Regions from separate parts of the Mus musculus genome. Here regions 1 and 2 are each linked to region 3. Evidence: chromatin loops called from intact Hi-C (ENCODE). Cell type or tissue: left cerebral cortex. All regions are shown on one strand.

What was found. A loop is a pair of places that touch in the nucleus more often than their neighbours do. Peaks named below come from ENCODE experiments on the same cell type or tissue, not always from the same donor. Only the 100,000 strongest peaks of a DNase experiment are listed, where the experiment ranks them.
Region 1: it touches region 3 in a loop (2.5-fold over the local background); 2 of 42 quality-filtered maps call a loop at or near these places.
Region 2: a loop joins it to region 3, with 3 times the contacts of the local background. A loop is called at or near these places in 2 of 42 quality-filtered maps.

Annotation. Positions count from the first base shown.
Region 1 is chr1:129,272,011-129,274,510 of GRCm38, reverse strand. It overlaps Thsd7b (thrombospondin, type I, domain containing 7B), which reads right to left and starts at 1,207. Exons shown (of 28, transcript NM_172485.3): 1 at 911-1,207. In left cerebral cortex, a CTCF peak has its summit at 1,080 (motif pointing left); DNase peaks (open chromatin) are centred at 852 and 1,064; H3K4me3 peaks cover 1,375 bases; H3K27ac peaks cover 469 bases.
Region 2 is chr1:129,280,573-129,283,072 of GRCm38, reverse strand. All of the region lies in intron 1 of Thsd7b (thrombospondin, type I, domain containing 7B), which reads right to left. Among named protein-coding and RNA genes, the nearest start is that of Thsd7b, 8.5 kb to the right of the region's middle. In left cerebral cortex, no CTCF peak of the experiment used is centred here; a DNase peak (open chromatin) is centred at 977.
Region 3 is chr1:129,483,518-129,486,017 of GRCm38, reverse strand. The region is part of intron 2 of Thsd7b (thrombospondin, type I, domain containing 7B); the gene reads right to left. Among named protein-coding and RNA genes, the nearest start is that of Gm36347, 130 kb to the left of the region's middle. In left cerebral cortex, no CTCF peak of the experiment used is centred here; DNase peaks (open chromatin) are centred at 1,220 and 1,524.

The DNA of each region.
Region 1 (2,500 bases), 210 kb after region 3:
CACACACACACAGAGAGAGAGAGAGAGAGAGAGAGAGAGAGAGAGAGAGAGAGAGAGAGAGGCACACTCCAAGCTTTCCAACTTCAAGACTCAATGTACTAGGACGCCTAGAGCTGAGGTTTCATTTCCCTTTTCAAATAACTTTAATAGTGTATAGAACATGCAAGATGCAAAGTGGGAGCGGTAGGAGAAAGCATGCTCCTTCTCCTTGCTTCCCACTCTCACATGCTGGACCCATTTTTTTCTCTCAAAAAAGCAATGTGGTATCATGTCCAACCTGTGGGCTCCCCTGTCCCCCAGGACACCCCTTGCCCCCTTGAGAACCATGGGCATGTAAACTGTTGCTGTGGCCTCCTGTCACTTCAGGGAGAAATCGGAGGACTCCGCAAAACTTCTTGGCTTGCTCCGGTATCCTCTCGGGTCCCTGAGCACCCATGCGTGGATTTCACCTTCCGGGCTACCCAAAGGGGACCCTTCACTCGACCAGTTTGAAAAACCTACAGAACTCCCGGTGCTGGGATCTGAAAGCTTTAAGGTTCCACGTACAGGATGGGGACCCACCGGTTCCTTTCATAGGTTCCCCACAAAGCAAGCTAGAACCCACCCCATGTGTGTTCAGTCCAATTGCCTGAGACCTATGCCCAAGTCGCGGGGTGTCCCTGCCTGCCCTCCGGATTAGAGGATCCAAGCATTCTACACCCCAGCAGCCAATCATTCCCGCAGCCCAGAGCCAAAGGCTCCGGTTCCAAGTTCCGCGACTAGCTGGAAGAAGGGACGAGGGAAGGTGCCTGGCTATGAAAGTCTGTGCGGGAGGCGCCCCCATTCGGGGCAGCTCTCTCTCCATCCGGCCAGCCAAGGGGACCCGCGGCATCAGTCCATGCCAGCTGGGGCACAGCGCGACCGCACTCACCAGCCTCGCCCGAGCCGCAGCTGCAGCTTCTGGGAGCCGACGAGCCCCGAGCTTTCCCAGTGAAGATGGTGGTATGTGTCGGGAGACCACCCATTCCAGCGTCTGGCAACCCGGCTGCGACTCTGGCTGCTCAGCACTGAAGCAGGAGGAAGAGGAGGACGAGGAGGAGGAGGAAGAAACGGCGCAGTCGGACGCCATCTGCTGTACACCTCTGCGCATCCATTGGCTGCCTGGTGCGTCCCCGGGAGCCGCGGGGCGCCGGGCCGCGGGGAGCCACCTTGCGCCTAGCCTCCCACAGCAGCTGCTCCGGTGCCCCTCCCTCATGCCTTCCCCTCCTCCCTCATCTCTCCTCCTGGCCCTCCTCCCCTTCTCTGGGTTAGTGCACCCTTCAGACCCCAGGACTCGCCAAACCAGCTCCCCTGGGTGAGCAGCCTGAGGTGCAACTGGCCTCAACCCCCTTGGCTCCTCTGCACCCCTCAAAGCCGACTGTTTTCCCAACTCTAATGCAGGAGTGCAGGTGCTGGCTAAGTGAGGGAGACTCCCCAGCTGGGCTGAGCACCTGGTGCCTAACCACTCTGAGCCTGGGGTAGGCACAAGGGGAAGTCCCAGGGAAGCTGGGGTGGGGTTGATCTTGGCACACTTGCCTGCAGGCACTTACTGAGCCATTCCTCAAGCTTCCCCAAGCCTCAGAGTTCCTCCTGATGATAACTGAAAAGGATAAAGATCCCAATGGTGTGTGTAGGAGAGGCACACTAGGGGTGCCTCCAGAGAACCACCGGGGTACTAATGTAGGCATAGCCCTGTTATGAGACGCCCAGAGTCTGTCACTGCAAGTCAATCAGATACCTGGGAAAAGCCAGAATCCTTTGGATCCTTTGGTTTAAAGCATCCTTGGTCCTAGAGCTAGTGAGGTGTGGGAAGTTTGCCTCCTAGGTAGGGATGTCAGAGGCAGCTAGTAGCCTGAGAGTCCTAGCCCACCCAGGTAAGGTAGGCAGAGATGCAGGCCAGATCTCTCTCAGGCAGGCGAGGAAGGAGCTGGAGTTCTGGAGGTCCTTTGCCTACTCTGACACTTGTTCCAAACCCTCCTGGTTTCTGACAGCTTTGATCCAGAGAACTTCTTAAGCTTGTTCAGAGAGATGAGGTTGCTTCAAAAGGAAGGAAGGGAGGTAAGGGGAGTAATGACTATCTATTGCCAGTTACTGGGAATTTTGCTTGTCTTGGTTCTTTAAAAGTGGGAGCACAGAGACAGCAAGGAATGTATCCTTATTTTATTCGGCGCCTGGCACACCATGGGTGTCTAAAAGAAGCAAAAATAATAACGATAAAATTAAAGCTTGATGTCATAGCACAAATTAAACAGCAGAGTAGCTAGGATCTGCCACAGAGGGACAAACAAATCAAAAGGATATAAATGCCACTGTAAGTGGAAAGGTGAATATTTTGGTGGGGAGCTTGCTGTGGGACAGGTTCTGAGAGTGGGAAGCATTAGCCCTTGAACCCAGTAATCACTATTGTCCTAGGGAGTTCTGTGCTCACATTCAGGGTTATGCCTCTCTTTAGATCATTGTCTTAAAAATGCATCAGCTGTCA
Region 2 (2,500 bases), 200 kb after region 3:
AGATGGGATTTTGAGACATGTTACATCGAAGATCTTTAGCATTTCATGAATAACTTGTCTATAATCCATGCATATGAAAATGAAATGCATAGGTATATACATGTAGTAGCATATTTTACTAACATTAAATTTAACTTTTTTTTAATATGACTAGGAGGAAATGGAAAGGTAAACATGTGTTTTGTACCCATGGCTCACCATCCATTTCTGGTGAGAATGCTGTTCTAGAGTCATACTGTGGGGATAAATGCTGACCTAGGTCAATTCATTTACTATTACTGTATCTACAAACTAATAGTAGTAGTAATAGAAGTGCAAGTACTAAGATCTGGATGTGGTGGTAAACATATTTAATCCTAGTGCTTGGGAGGTAGAGGGAGAAAGATTTCTGTGAATTCAAGGTCAACCTATTATTCATAAGTGCAGGCCAGGCAGGGTTACACAGCAAAACCTTGTCTCGTTTGTTTGTTTGTTTGTTTGTTTGTTCAAATGAGGCAGGGTCTCTCACTGGCCTAGAACTTACTGGCTCAACACCAGTGATCTTCTTGTTTCCACTTGCTTAACCTAAGAGTATCAGCACAGACCATCACACCCAGCTTTCTTAAAGGGATTCTGGAGATTTGAACTAAGATTCTCAGGCTCTAAGACAAGAACTTCAGCTTCTTGCCAGACCCCTCAAAAGTTTATAAAAAGGATTTCCCAAACTCACACACATAGAGCAGCATCAGGAATGTAGTGTGACACAGAAAACCATCGATCCATGCATCCTCTCTGCATAATACTCTCTAATATAGTTGTTTATCCTCCGCCTGAACATCCACAAAGGGGAGGAACTCACATTTCCGTGAGAAAACCTATCACAGTTTCAGACAGCTCTGAATATGAACATGTTCACTCCTGGAATGAGTAAAAAAAAATCTCTCTGCAACTCCAACTCTTTTGCACTTCTTTATATATGATTCTGTCAGGAGCAAAGAGGGAAACTGGTCGTATTCCAATTGCTATATTTCTGTGTAAAATGTGAAGAGACTTCAGTATGGGACATGGGTTTATTATACAATCCCACAGAACTCCACATCAAAAAAACTTCCTGCTGACTAAGTTCCTTTCAATAAAGAGATCTTTTTAAATTTTTAAGTAATTTTTATTTTTGTAATAATTTGTGTGTGTGTGTGTGGTGGTGGTGGTGGTGGTGGTGGTGGTGTGTGTGTGTGTGTGTGTGTGTGTGAGAGAGAGAGAGAGAGAGAGAGAGAGAGAGAGAGAGAGAGAGTTTAGGTATACATATGCTACGTATAGCATGTGTGTGGAGGCAGAGGACAGTTTTTACAGAACAGTTCTTGCTGTTTGTCGTGGGTTCTGGGAATCAAACTCAGGATGCAAGGCTTTTGCAGCAAGCACTTTTACCTATGAAGTCACCTTGCAACACCAATAAATAATACTTTAAAACATGTTTTAGGGGCAGTAGAGATGGCTCAGCAGTTAATGAGTGTGCTTGTTGCTCTTGCCGAAGATCAAGGTTCAGTTCCTAGCCCTCATGTATGGAGGCTCACCATAGACTAAAACTTCAACTCCAGTGCATCTGATGCCTCCTTCTGGCCTTTACAGAGACCTGCATTTATATGTAGGTACACATTCACACATACATGCATACATGCAAGTAAAAAATAACAAAGTATTTTTTAAAATGAAAAGCACACGATGATTTCTCACAAATGCTTCACTCAAGAACGGCTCCTATCCTCTCACTGACATTATTTCCTAGGACTAAGGATACCTTCAGTGGGTACATAGTGACACAGAAACGATGAATACAAACATCATCTGCCTACCTCTCTCACTCCAGTCACAGGAATGGCCAAGGTCACTGACATCCACTCCTATTCGCATCTGAACTCTTACCACTCCCTTGCTTTCTCTTGTGAATTCAAAGCTAAGATTCCCACACAGCTGCTCAAACAGTTCTGTTTTAATAACCCACTTAATGAAAAGGAACATGGATATGGTGGGGATTTTCCAGGTCTGAATTTCCTGAAACTGGCAATGGTTCCTCAGAAAGCCAACTAAAATAAAATGATGTCTTGTCTCAGGATTTTGCAACTTCTGTGGCCTTAGACAAGGTGACTATTCAGTAGCCATCTCCATAGAAATGAAACCATCCATCACCTTATGCCCTATGCCCAACCCCCAAGGGGACCTGGTTCTTTAAAATTCAGGAAGTAACAAAATTTTACAGGGCTCAGGAAGTCAAGAAAACTCACAAGTCTCTTGAAGCTCCTAAAACTTACAAGACCCACAGGGCCCCTTCCTAAGGCTGCATGTGTAAGAGTTACTATGGAAAGGAGAAACTACCTGCCAAGCTGCCTCCAATTCATTAGAGGAACTTCAGGAATGTAGCTTGTGTAAGCCATCACAATAGTAGAGTGAACCTTTCATGGGTGCAGCTTTCTTTAAGGCACCCACCCTCCTGGAGGCAACCCTGATAAACTAACCTGTTCTCTAA
Region 3 (2,500 bases):
ACATACATGCACACAAAACATATGCAGAGATTACACACATATGCATAGCATACACTTGCACACACACACACACACACACACATATATATATACATATATATATATACACACAGACATACTCAACACACAGGCAAACATACATATACATACACAGAGACACATATACACACAGACATACATGCACACTCAAACCCATACACATAGACCACACACACACACACACACACACACACACACACACAATTAAAAAGTAAACAAAAAATTTAAAAATATTTGGCTCTAGTAAATTTTCCCTAATGATAATTCAAAAATACCCAGAGTTACCCTCCATATTATATTATTTCATTGAAAATGGATTCTCTTGCCATACAAACATCCCATCTACAGCTCCCTACCCTCCAAAATAATCCCCTCCTCCCAGCACCCCTCTAACTCTCCTCTTACCCAGATCCATTTCCCTCTTCATCTCCCTTAATAAAAGAGCAGGCCTCAAAAAGACCATAAACAAACAGGACAAAACAGGACACAATAAGACAAGCAAAAGCTCTCATGTCAGCCGGGCGTGGTGGCTCACGCCTTTAATCCCAGCACTTGGGAGGCAGAGGCAGGCAGATTTCTGAGTTCGAGGCCAGCCTGGTCTACAAAGTTAGTTCCAGGACAGCCAGGGCTACATGGAGAAACCCTGTCTTGAAAAAAAACAAAACAAAAAAACAAAACAAAACAAAACAAAACAAAACAAAAAAAAGCTCTCATGTCAAGGCTATAAGGCTGTACCAAAAAAATTCACTATGAAGATGAATCACAATCTCTACGACTGTTTCCTTCTACTAAAACAATAACTTTTCCTTCTTCTCCCTCTTCCTCTTCCTCCTTTTCCTTCTGTTATTTTACTTTTCTGCTTGGACAATAATAGTTTACTGTTTTTGTTTTTAGTATGGAACATTTCCTGGGTTATGTAGATTTTTTTTTTATTTACTGGCCAGTGTTTAACTAAACACTCTTTACAATATTGTTCCTAGAAGGTAGACTGTCCTACATTTTATACTACTAGAGATACTGGAGACATGGGGAACAAATGCCCTCAATCTTTCTGCAGCACAGAGGCATACCACAGTAGTTCTGTTTCCAAGAATATGTCTTTGCCGAGGGAGGGAAGAACCAAGAAAGTGCAGTTCACATGATTAGCATAATCTCACGTCTGGAACAGGACCCACAGTCTCTGAGAGGACAGACAATCTTACAACAGAGAATGGTGCTTATTTGGAACCAAATTTAGGTTTCAATTCTTAATCGACTTTGTAAGTATATATTTAGCCTTAGCCATGCAGCTCAGTCTTCTGAGCATTGATGTCCTCATCTGCAAAATGTGGCTAGTTAGGCTTGTATTCTAGTGCAGTACCAATATTTGCAGAATGTTTACGTGCATAAATATACATATTCACACATATGCATATGTTTCCTTTCCAACTCTCTAGTGCTTGATATAATCACAACTTCTTTCTGAATTCTGGCTTTGTCTCTCAGACTTGTATTCTGGGAAGTTATAATAATAGTTGGCAGAGAGATACGGTCATGGGGGAGGACTGGTAGCATATGCATGTGGGTTTGGGTGCAGAGGTACACACCCACAAGTGTATTTATATATGTGGAAGTCAGAGATCCAAGGCTGATCTTCCTCATTTAAGCCTCATCTTAATATTTTTATTATGCACATGACAACATGCCATGACACACATGTAAAGATCAGAGGACAATATCTACAAGAGTCAGATTTCTTTTCTTCTACCATGTAGTTCCCATAGAGTAAATTAGATCATCTGGCAAGGCAGCACTCATCCATCTTGCCAGTCCTCTGCCTTATTTTTTGAGACAGTGTCTTTCATTGACCCTGAAGCACCCTGATTAACCAGACTAGTGGACCAGTGAACTCCATTGATGTGCTTGTCTCTTCCCTTAACCATCAGTCCTGGGACTACAGACACTCCTCCATGACCAACTTGTATATAGGTTTTATTGACCAATCTCAAGTTTCCATAATTATCCAACAGGCACTTTTCCAAATGAAACATCTCCTTAGACCTGGATTTCCATTTTATGATATGAGGAAAACAGACTTTTTCCTAACCAATCAGACAAAAATCTGGAAAGTCAATCTTACTGGCCAACACTGAGATAGCCTTCATGAATGAATGAGTGCCTTGTACACTGTCCACTGGGATCTGGGCCATCTCCCAGAGCAGACACAGATGACGGCAAGGATAAGACCTTGCCAATAGTGTGGATTTCCCACTATCTGGGGTTGATATACCTTTAGATCTGTTTAAAGTTACAAATGATTATTTGGTCTTCAACTACATTATCAGCCTGAGTAACTTCAGACACAATAGCTGAGTACCAATTTCAGATTAACCTGTCCTCCCCACACTACGCATTTCCATCACTCACCACCTTAAAAATCAACAAGAGCTTTTGCCTTGCTTGTCATTTAAACATCAAATCA